Regions from separate parts of the Mus musculus genome. Here region 2 is linked to region 1. Evidence: chromatin contacts called from ENCODE Hi-C data. All regions are on one chromosome and are shown on one strand. The core of a region is the stretch at or near the end of the contact, and the rest is flanking DNA. Distances in the headings are between cores, read along the strand shown. Region 1 holds the start of Prdm1 (PR domain containing 1, with ZNF domain). Region 2 has its middle 24 kb from the start of Gm40639.

Evidence for each region. Hi-C counts contacts between places; a loop is a spot of excess contacts on that map.
Region 2: a map of gastrocnemius shows a loop between it and region 1 (5-fold over the local background). The contact joins the enhancer-like site here to the promoter of Prdm1 in region 1. A Hi-C loop is called at or near these places in 21 of 37 maps with a recorded cell type or tissue (CH12.LX, CH12F3, Patski and 6 more).

The regions. Positions count from the first base shown.
Region 1 is chr10:44,456,759-44,461,016 of GRCm38, forward strand. Prdm1 (PR domain containing 1, with ZNF domain) reads right to left here and starts at 1,990. Exons shown (of 7, transcript NM_007548.4): 1 at 1,709-1,990; 2 at 1-112. The coding sequence starts at 1,750.
Region 2 is chr10:44,998,684-45,002,860 of GRCm38, forward strand. No RefSeq gene overlaps it. Among named protein-coding and RNA genes, the nearest start is that of Gm40639, 24 kb to the right of the region's middle. Within about 2 kb of position 1,778, at least 1 of the 3 ENCODE cell types and tissues checked has a DNase peak (open chromatin) inside an H3K27ac peak, as active enhancers do; it is gastrocnemius, where a contact is called at or near this core.

The DNA.
Region 1 (4,258 bases), core at 740-3,239:
ACTCGGCCTCTGTCCACAAAGTCATATCAGCGTCCTCCATGTCCATTTTCATGATCCCAGTCTCTGCCAGTCCTTGAAACTTCACGGAGCCGGAGCTAGACTTGGGGGCAGCCTGGAAGAGAAGGGAAAGGCTTTTAATCCCCATTGTCCGGCGCTCCTGTGCCTCCCTCTTAGAGGCTATGACTAACACGGTGCTCTGAAGACTTTAAAAGCTTGGAGTACTTGTACAGTTGAGTAAGAGTCCAAAGCCGTGTAAAGTAGACTGCCTTGAAGAAGCACGGTTTTAAAATGCAGCCTTTGGCTGAAAAAAAAAAAAAAAGCGTATATGTATATGTTAACCTCATCGGGAGAGAAAGAACAGCTACCTTTGAACAATCCTTGGCTTTATCACTCAAGGCAGAAATGTGTTGTGGGCGCTGCTGCGTCCTGTGTCCCGGGACGCCCGGGGTCATGGCCGCCAGACCCTCAGAGCTGTGGAAAAGCTGTCTCAGAGAAGTGTCACAAACAAGGGGAGGAAGAGGCAGGGGCGCTGCCTGCGTCTGAATGAAGCTAAAAATGGAAAACACGTGTGGTGCAGGAGCGGAACCCAGTCTGCCTTTTCCAAATGGGGAAAACTGAACTTTCCCACCAGCTCCCTAGCGAAGCAACTTTCAAAACAACTAGGTCCCCTCCCTCTGCCGCGCGCGCGCGCGCGTTCAGTCTCTTTCATCCTCCAGCAGGCAAGCCTGAGAGGGGTTGCATCCTGCCAGCATCCTTGAGTACCAGCCTTCCCGAGCTCCCATGGACCACAGGAAAAGAAAAATTGGGGAAGAGGGAAACACCCAGCAGTTTTGTTTGTTTTTTTAATCCGTGGGCATCTCGAGCCAGATAGAAAAATTAAAAACAAAACATATTAAAAAAAAAGTCAATAGAATTCCCTGAAGAGAATTCCTTTAGGAGCCCTCAGCCACAAATAGCACTTTCTATTTAAATGTGAAAGTGCATGAATTCCCAGAAGTCACTGAAGTGGCACAGTTTACTGTAACTAAAGTTATACAGAAGACTTGGGGATCCTCCTCTTATCTGCCCTCGGAAAAAGTCCTTTCCAAAGAGGAAAAGCAAGAAAGATAAAACAGCCTCTGCAACGTATTCCCACATAGACGCCGCAGATAAAAATTAGGAATAAGGATAACCATGTTAGAACGCGCGCTTGTGAAAATGTAAACACAGTACAGCGGGAGTCCCTCTCCGGAGCTGGTCTTTACAATTCGTCCCTAGATAGGACGCTCCGAGAAGGGGAAAGATGCTTACTTGTCCTTGTCCCGGGTACAACTTAAACTATCTCATTCTTATTTAGTTCCAACATGTAAGGTCATGTGGAACAAACGATGTTAAATACAAGTGAAAACCTAAGTCAACCCGGGATAGTTACAGTAATGTAAAGGCAGCGAGTGGCGAAGCGGACAAGAACCACTACTGAAATTTCAGTGAATTGACAATTATGTCTAGAACTGAAAGGGTTAATGATTCATACGGAGGAAAAAAGTCTTCTAAATGTTTGACAGTGCTCCGCGTACTAAAACAGAAGCGCTGGTTTCTACTGAGGCTTCATTCTTTTTTTTTTTTTAAAAGGGGGAGGGGGGAGAAAAGAAAAGTTAAAAAAAAAAGGAAGAAAGAAAAAGGGATAAAAGGTTTCAAATCGTATTAAAGACAGAATCTGGTTCCTTACCAAGGTCGTACCCACACGTTTTTCCAAGAGAAGATCCAACATCTGAGATAAGCCTCTCTCATGTCCACCCAGTCCACATCCTCCCGCGTCCCTGCCGGGCTGAGCAGTACTGACGCGCACCTCGGCGGTCCCTCCTTTTCTACGGCCGCGGGCCGGGCTCGCTCCGGGCGGACAGGTGCTGCGCGCTGCTCTTGCGTCTCCGCGACACTGGAGGGCCGAGTGTCACTGCAGCAGTGTCTGTGCGAGCGAGCGAGTGAGCGAGCGACTGACTACTCTTCCCCCTCCCTGCCCTGCCGCAGACTTCTTTACCAATACTGACGGTCTGATTCACTCCTACCAGCCGCCGCGATGGGGGCGTGGCCGCACCTGGCCAGCCCAGCCGTGCAGCGTGGGGTTCAGGGCTTCCCCCCACCGACTGCGACCCGCGGCAGCTTCCTCTGTTTGCAAATGGATTTCAACAAGGACTGGGAATCTTCTTACTTCCCTTTGCAGGCGCTTGCCCTCCATGTTTACCCACACTACGATTGTATTCTAAGTCCTCCGGATCGCTAGCTTCCTGTCGCGGCAGAGCGGGGCGGGGTGGGGGACTCCTCCTCAAAAGAAAACCCTAGTCACCTAAACTCGGTGTCTCAATTACAGGATCCGACGTACTTCGAAGGAAAGAGCTAAAGTATTTTGGCAGCACATGCAATACAATTTCGCTGTGTAGTCCTGGAGTCATTGCCAATGAAATAAATATTCTAAGGCGGTTCTCCTCTAGTATTAAACGTATAGGATTTCATTTCTCCTGCTAACTGAATACATTCAGCTTAGGTAGACCTAACTTCCTCCTTTCGACCATTTGGAAATAGGGAAACAGGAAAAAGTTATAATCATATATACTGGTTTTGTTGTCCCTGCCTCTCATGCCCAAACCCACAGCCAGGCTTCCGAGCGTGTGCGTACAATGGAGAGTAGGAATGCTTCCCAGTTAAAAAGGGGATGTTGGGCTGGGGGCAGTGAGTGGAAAGCTGTTGGAGGCAGTAATTAGTGGGGCTCGTTCTGAGCCTGGCCGGCTTTTCCTTCAGCCCCAGTCTGTCTTCTGGAGAAGGAAGGACATCCTGTGATGATGGCATACAATGTCCTGTTTGTTTATTATTAAGAGCGTGGACCTTGCATTCCTGCTTCTCATTACAAAACAAACCAGATGCGGTACTTCCTTCAATGGTCTTTTGCCTTCAGCAGGGATCCTCCAATTCACAGAAACAATGCTGCTAAGGGCCCATTTATAGCCAGCATCCCATCACAGCGACTTTTTAGATCACAGAAACTCAAGTCTTCCCCTTATCTTGCTTGCCTCATCGCAGGTTCCCCTCACCCCCACCCCCATTTTTAAAAATCATCTCTCCCAAAAGTTTACGATGTGGTATCTTTTCTAGTATTCTAAACACACGGGGCATACACACCCACCCACATCCAGATCCACACCCACATTCACACACCCAGACCCAACCTAATGATACCAACTTAGTCATACAATGAAGTGGACATTTGAGTATTTGTTTACAGGAAGAAATGAAACACAGCAAAACAAAAGCCCAACTCAATCATAAAGACAGGCTTGTTCTTCTGTTTTCCTTTCAAGAAACTTTCCCAGAAAAATTTTTTTGGGGGGGAGGGGTGTGTGGAAGGTATCACAGAAAATGATATGTGCATCTAAAAAATCCTTCTACAATTTATGTAGTTCGGAACAATCAAATTTATACCGGGGACAAGAGTAGAATACACTGGGGGGGGGGGGGGGGGTTGTAGGTCCACCTGTTATTTCATTTTCTGCCAGAGGGGGCGCTAGCACCAAGAAGAAACAGGCTGTTAGCTTGCTCTTGTGCCAGGGCTATATACAGAGAAACCCTGTCTCCAAAAACCAAAAAAAAAAAAAAAAAAAAAACCCAAAAAAACCAAACCAAAACAAAACAAAAAAACCCGAATGAACAATTCTTAAGAGTTCTCAGAAAGGTCCAAGTGATAATTAAACAAAAGAAATCCAGCCTCCTGCAGAGGGTTTATTAACCGATGCTGAGTCAGCACCACTATGGACAGAAAAACAATGTAGTCATCTCAGGGTCTGGCCTGCTGCTAGCTGTCTCCACTGCACAGCAGTTAACACGGTTTACCCTGCTTTCCTTTCATGAAAAACTTTGCTCTTGGGGCACAGATACCATGTAAGTGTCAGTGATTCCACCACTGTGGTGTAAAGAAAGAAGCAAAGGGTGGCAGTCAGAGTGGGAAGAGGGCTATTTTAAGCCAAATGTTTGCTTTAATGACTGGAAGATGCCTGTGAATCAACTCATGGTTAATTAATATCAGCCTGGGCTCACCTTCCGAGGTGGCGAAATAGGCTTGAGTCTAGGGAGGACGCAAACATCAAATATCAGTGTGAGGCTCATCCAGGCAACCCTAAAATTAGTTCCAGGTGTTCCAGCTGTGCTGGACAAAGCCATAGGTGAAACCATCAGGAAACAAAAAAACAAAAAACCAAAAAACCAAAAAAAAAAAAAAAAAGGGATAGAG
Region 2 (4,177 bases), core at 528-3,027, 540 kb after region 1:
CCCCTCTCCCCTCTCCCCTCTCCTACATCTTGGTAATCACTCTACGGACTTTTTAGCCCAGAAGAATGTAGACACAAGAGGAGAAAAAGAGATATACCCCCTCCTTTAAAAAACAAGACAAAATAAAACACATTGTGACTGGTTTCTTTCAAAGCATGCTTTCTCAGCACTATATACCCTCATCTCAAGCTAACCCCACTAGCTCTCTTGATTTGTTACCCTCAGCCATTCTGCCACCCTTCCTGTCCTTGCAAACCTAGAAACATTTTTAAGGTTTTTCATTTCAAAGACCTCAGCAGGCAGCAGTAAGGACATAGTCACAAGCTAACAGTGTGGGTCTGTGGTATAGTATATGCTTAATCATGCACAAGGCTCTGGATTCCATTTCTACCACCATATACACAGAAAAGAATCCATATCCGTGTATTAAGAGCTATGGGGAAAAAAATTAAAGTATTTCTTCGCACAGCCTGACCAGGAGAGGTTTACAGATGAGAAACAAGTTTCTCTTGGGAAGGGTGGACTAGAGATCTTGAAAAGGCCTCTATTTGACTCTCCTCCAGGCATCCGACCTCAGCCCTAGTACTGGTGTGTTTGCACAGAAACCTCCAGAAAGGACCTCAGCTCTCAAGACAAAAGCTTTCTCGATGAACTTTGAAGAACATGGTTCATAAATACAAGAAAGAAAAAAAAAAATCCCTCTGCATCACTGTGAAGAACTGACTCTGTTCCAAAATGAATTTATGATGAAAAGAAATATTTAAATTGAAATTAAAATATTAACATCAGGGCAAGGCCTGACTCATACAGCTATACCACAAACACTCTGAATACTTTCACATATCCCTGAAGTTAATGTATTCATATTTAGATTTGCAATATTGTGCTTTAGAATAATTTTAGTACAAAAATACCAAACTAGTCTCTTATAGCTTTGAATCTAGTCTAGTCACACACACACACACACACACAAGCAGTGTCACCCTGATCTCTTATTTAATGCTCAACATTCAAGGTACACAATTTAATGTTCATTGTGGATTGTCCATAGATTTATGATGGCTGTAGAGATGTTCATAAAATCTGAGCTATGCAAGGCTTTCGGCATCTGTCTCATTTTTATCAGAACCATAAAAATCATCACCCTCTTGTTCCTAGTCAGTCTTTCCTGCTAGATAATATAAACCAGAGAAAAATAACGTTGTATCTGAGTGTCTACTTTAAGTAGACTCTGTTGCAGAGGTGTGTGTGTGTGTGTGTGTGTGTGTGTGTGTGTGTGTGTGTGTCTGTCTGTCTGTCTGTCTGTCTGTCTGTCTGTCTGTGTATACAGAATAGTGATGGTATGTCTGGAAATGGAGAGAGAAGAATATTGAATTAAACTACATATGTTTGAGGATTAAACAGGCTCTGTACGAAGCTCTTCCTAGTACCAACTGTCTTATGAACCAGAACGATGCTGCTGTGGGGCACCACTCGTTTTAGCCATGCGCTGACCTGTCCTACGCAGGAGCACAGTCTCTCAAGTGTACACAGAGAGGGGAAGCAGGTGCTTCGACTCCCCAGCATCTGGTTTAAATGACCACAATGCTGAGAGCACCTGCAGCCAGCATTTCAGCCAAGTCTGGCCTCCCATTGTATTCAACTGTTCTTTCTGCCTTAAGCAAAAAAGGCATTGTTTATCTGATTTGCCAAAGGATCTCCGGGGAGGTGGAGAAAGACCGGACAAACAAAGCTAAAACTGAGCGCCAGTGGACCGCACGGGAGGATCTTGATTATTTGTGACTATCCACGGGGATCTTTCATCCTGACTAAACAGAGAGAGAGAGAGGAGGGGGCCCCACGGGGACATAGAGAGACAGACAGAGACAGAGAGAAAATATCAGCTGCATTTGGTGCTGCGGGTTTAAGAGCAGAGCAGAGAATAATCTTACTGAGAAGGTGGAGCTGTAGTTTGTGTGCTAAATGTTCAGTCTATGCACTTTCCACGTTCCTAGTTTAGAGCAACTACGCACTGAGAGAGCTGACTGCCTCTAAACGATGTCAAAAGCAGTAGTAACCTTGGTTCAGACTTTTCAAATCAAGGTATGAAGAGCAAATAAAACTGACCCACGGAGGGGGGGGCAGTTAGAGGGGGGGACAAAAACCAAAACCCAAAACAAACCTGTGGTCGATGTGTTAGAACCAAAATAAAATGACCAGTCGTATTTTCAAGAACACGGAAAATAAAGTCTTCCTGCGTAGTGTTTGCTTAGTAAATAATTCTGTGGAGCCCCTTTATTTCCTTTTTTCTTTTCTTTTCTTTGTGTAGAGCCCCAACTAGTGGGAGATTGGAAAACTGCACCTGAAGAGAGGCCATTTAAATGGAGGTGACCATTGGACTTCCGGCCAGCATATGAGCACTTTAGGACAAGGCTGATTTTCAGGTGTGAGACTGCAGACAGGTGCTAAGAGGGGAGGGTTGTGAAACTGCCTTCTTCTTAACTTTCTGCATGCTAAAGGGCAACCTGGCGCCGAGGAAAGCAAACACACTCTCTGGCATGTGAAATGACTCAGTGCACTCTAGCTACAGCTAATTCGAGAAAGGAAAATAAATTCTGAGTTCAGAACTTATATGCCTCAAAGATCTTTTTTAAAAGAAAGGGGACAACATCCTGTAACCGAAAAGAAAAAAGAAAAAACTGCACAGGCTGGAGGAAAAAGAGCCGGTTTCACATGTTAAATGAGAATTCAGTTAGAAATATTTTTACCCAGTTGGTAGTTTTTACTGAGAAGAGATAAGAATGTGCTGTGTTGTGATAAGAGGAGCTAGCTGTAGGTAGACCAGCAGGCCGGAGGCCATCATGCAGGAGAGATCAGAACTTCAATGAAGAATGAGACAGAAACGCCTAGAAAAGTGGGGTGTACTGTTCTGAACTCAGAATTTATTTTCCTTTCTTAAATTAGCATAGACAGAGTGTGCTGACTCATTTCACTTGCTAGAGAGTGTGTTTGTTTTCTAAGGGGACTGAATCTCAGGAGCTGCTGGGATTTTAAGTTTGTTTCTTTGTTTCTTCTTCCATCCTTTCAAAAACTCTCATTCTGCTCAATTGTTTTTAAAATAATGTTTCCTTTGACAAAAAGTGGCAATAAAATGCAGACAGCCTGGAAAGGCTATTAAAGAAATAATCCACGATGAGTTCATTAATTAAAGTATAAGAATGTGCATCAGGGGTTGTCATGCAGGCTTCAGGGTGTTTGTGGAACTCCCTAACAAGAAAGATCTATAGTGTGTGTGTGTGTGTGTGTGTGTGTGTGTGTTTCTGAATTCTCAAAGAATCCCATAAAAAACAAACAAACAAACAAACAAATCCAACTACACAGGAATCTGCACATAGACAAAAACCAACCACATTGTCATAGATGTGCCTCAGAGTGGTCTGACTTCAGAGACTGCATAGAAAAGCCCCACAGAGTCATCAAGCCATGTCTAGGGCATCTCACAGAGCAGATGCTAACCTCCAGAGTCACAGGCTTCCCTGTGCATTGTGCACTAGAATAAAGGTGTGGTGGGTGTCCTGCTTATACCTTGAGGGCATATGGGTGCACACAGTCCTCATCAGCTGCAGGGATGAACAACTCGCTCTCACCACTTCCCTCCATGTGAATGTACAAAAGGCCACTTATGCTCAAAATTTGAACATAGTAGTAATTATTTTTTTTTATCCCCACAGATTAGCCAGTAAAATTCAGAATTTAACCACAACAACAGAAATACCTTTAACTTTTAGGAGTCAAACACCTACTCAGTATACACAGTTGTTACAAAATATCAATTCAAGGGAGTTTTCTCTGCCACTTAAAGTTTATGGTGATTATTAAATAAACAGACCTTTGCTTCATTTGAAAAGGGATTTGTTTAAATACTACTTATTTGAAGATCATTAAGTCTCTGGAGTTCAAGGATATCGAGGGTGGTGACTGCCTCCCGGAGCTATCTAACTTCTTTTATGATGTCAGCTTTCCCAGAGATTTTATTTAACAAATGACTTCACTGTGGAGAAAAGCTGTCATATTAATCTATCTGTCCTAGCCTTCACCTTCCAGCCTCACTGTGATCATGTAAGAGAAGTCTGAGGGGTAAAGAGAGAACCCACACTACCCATTAGCAGTCCCCTGTCAGGTGGCACGTGATCCTGTG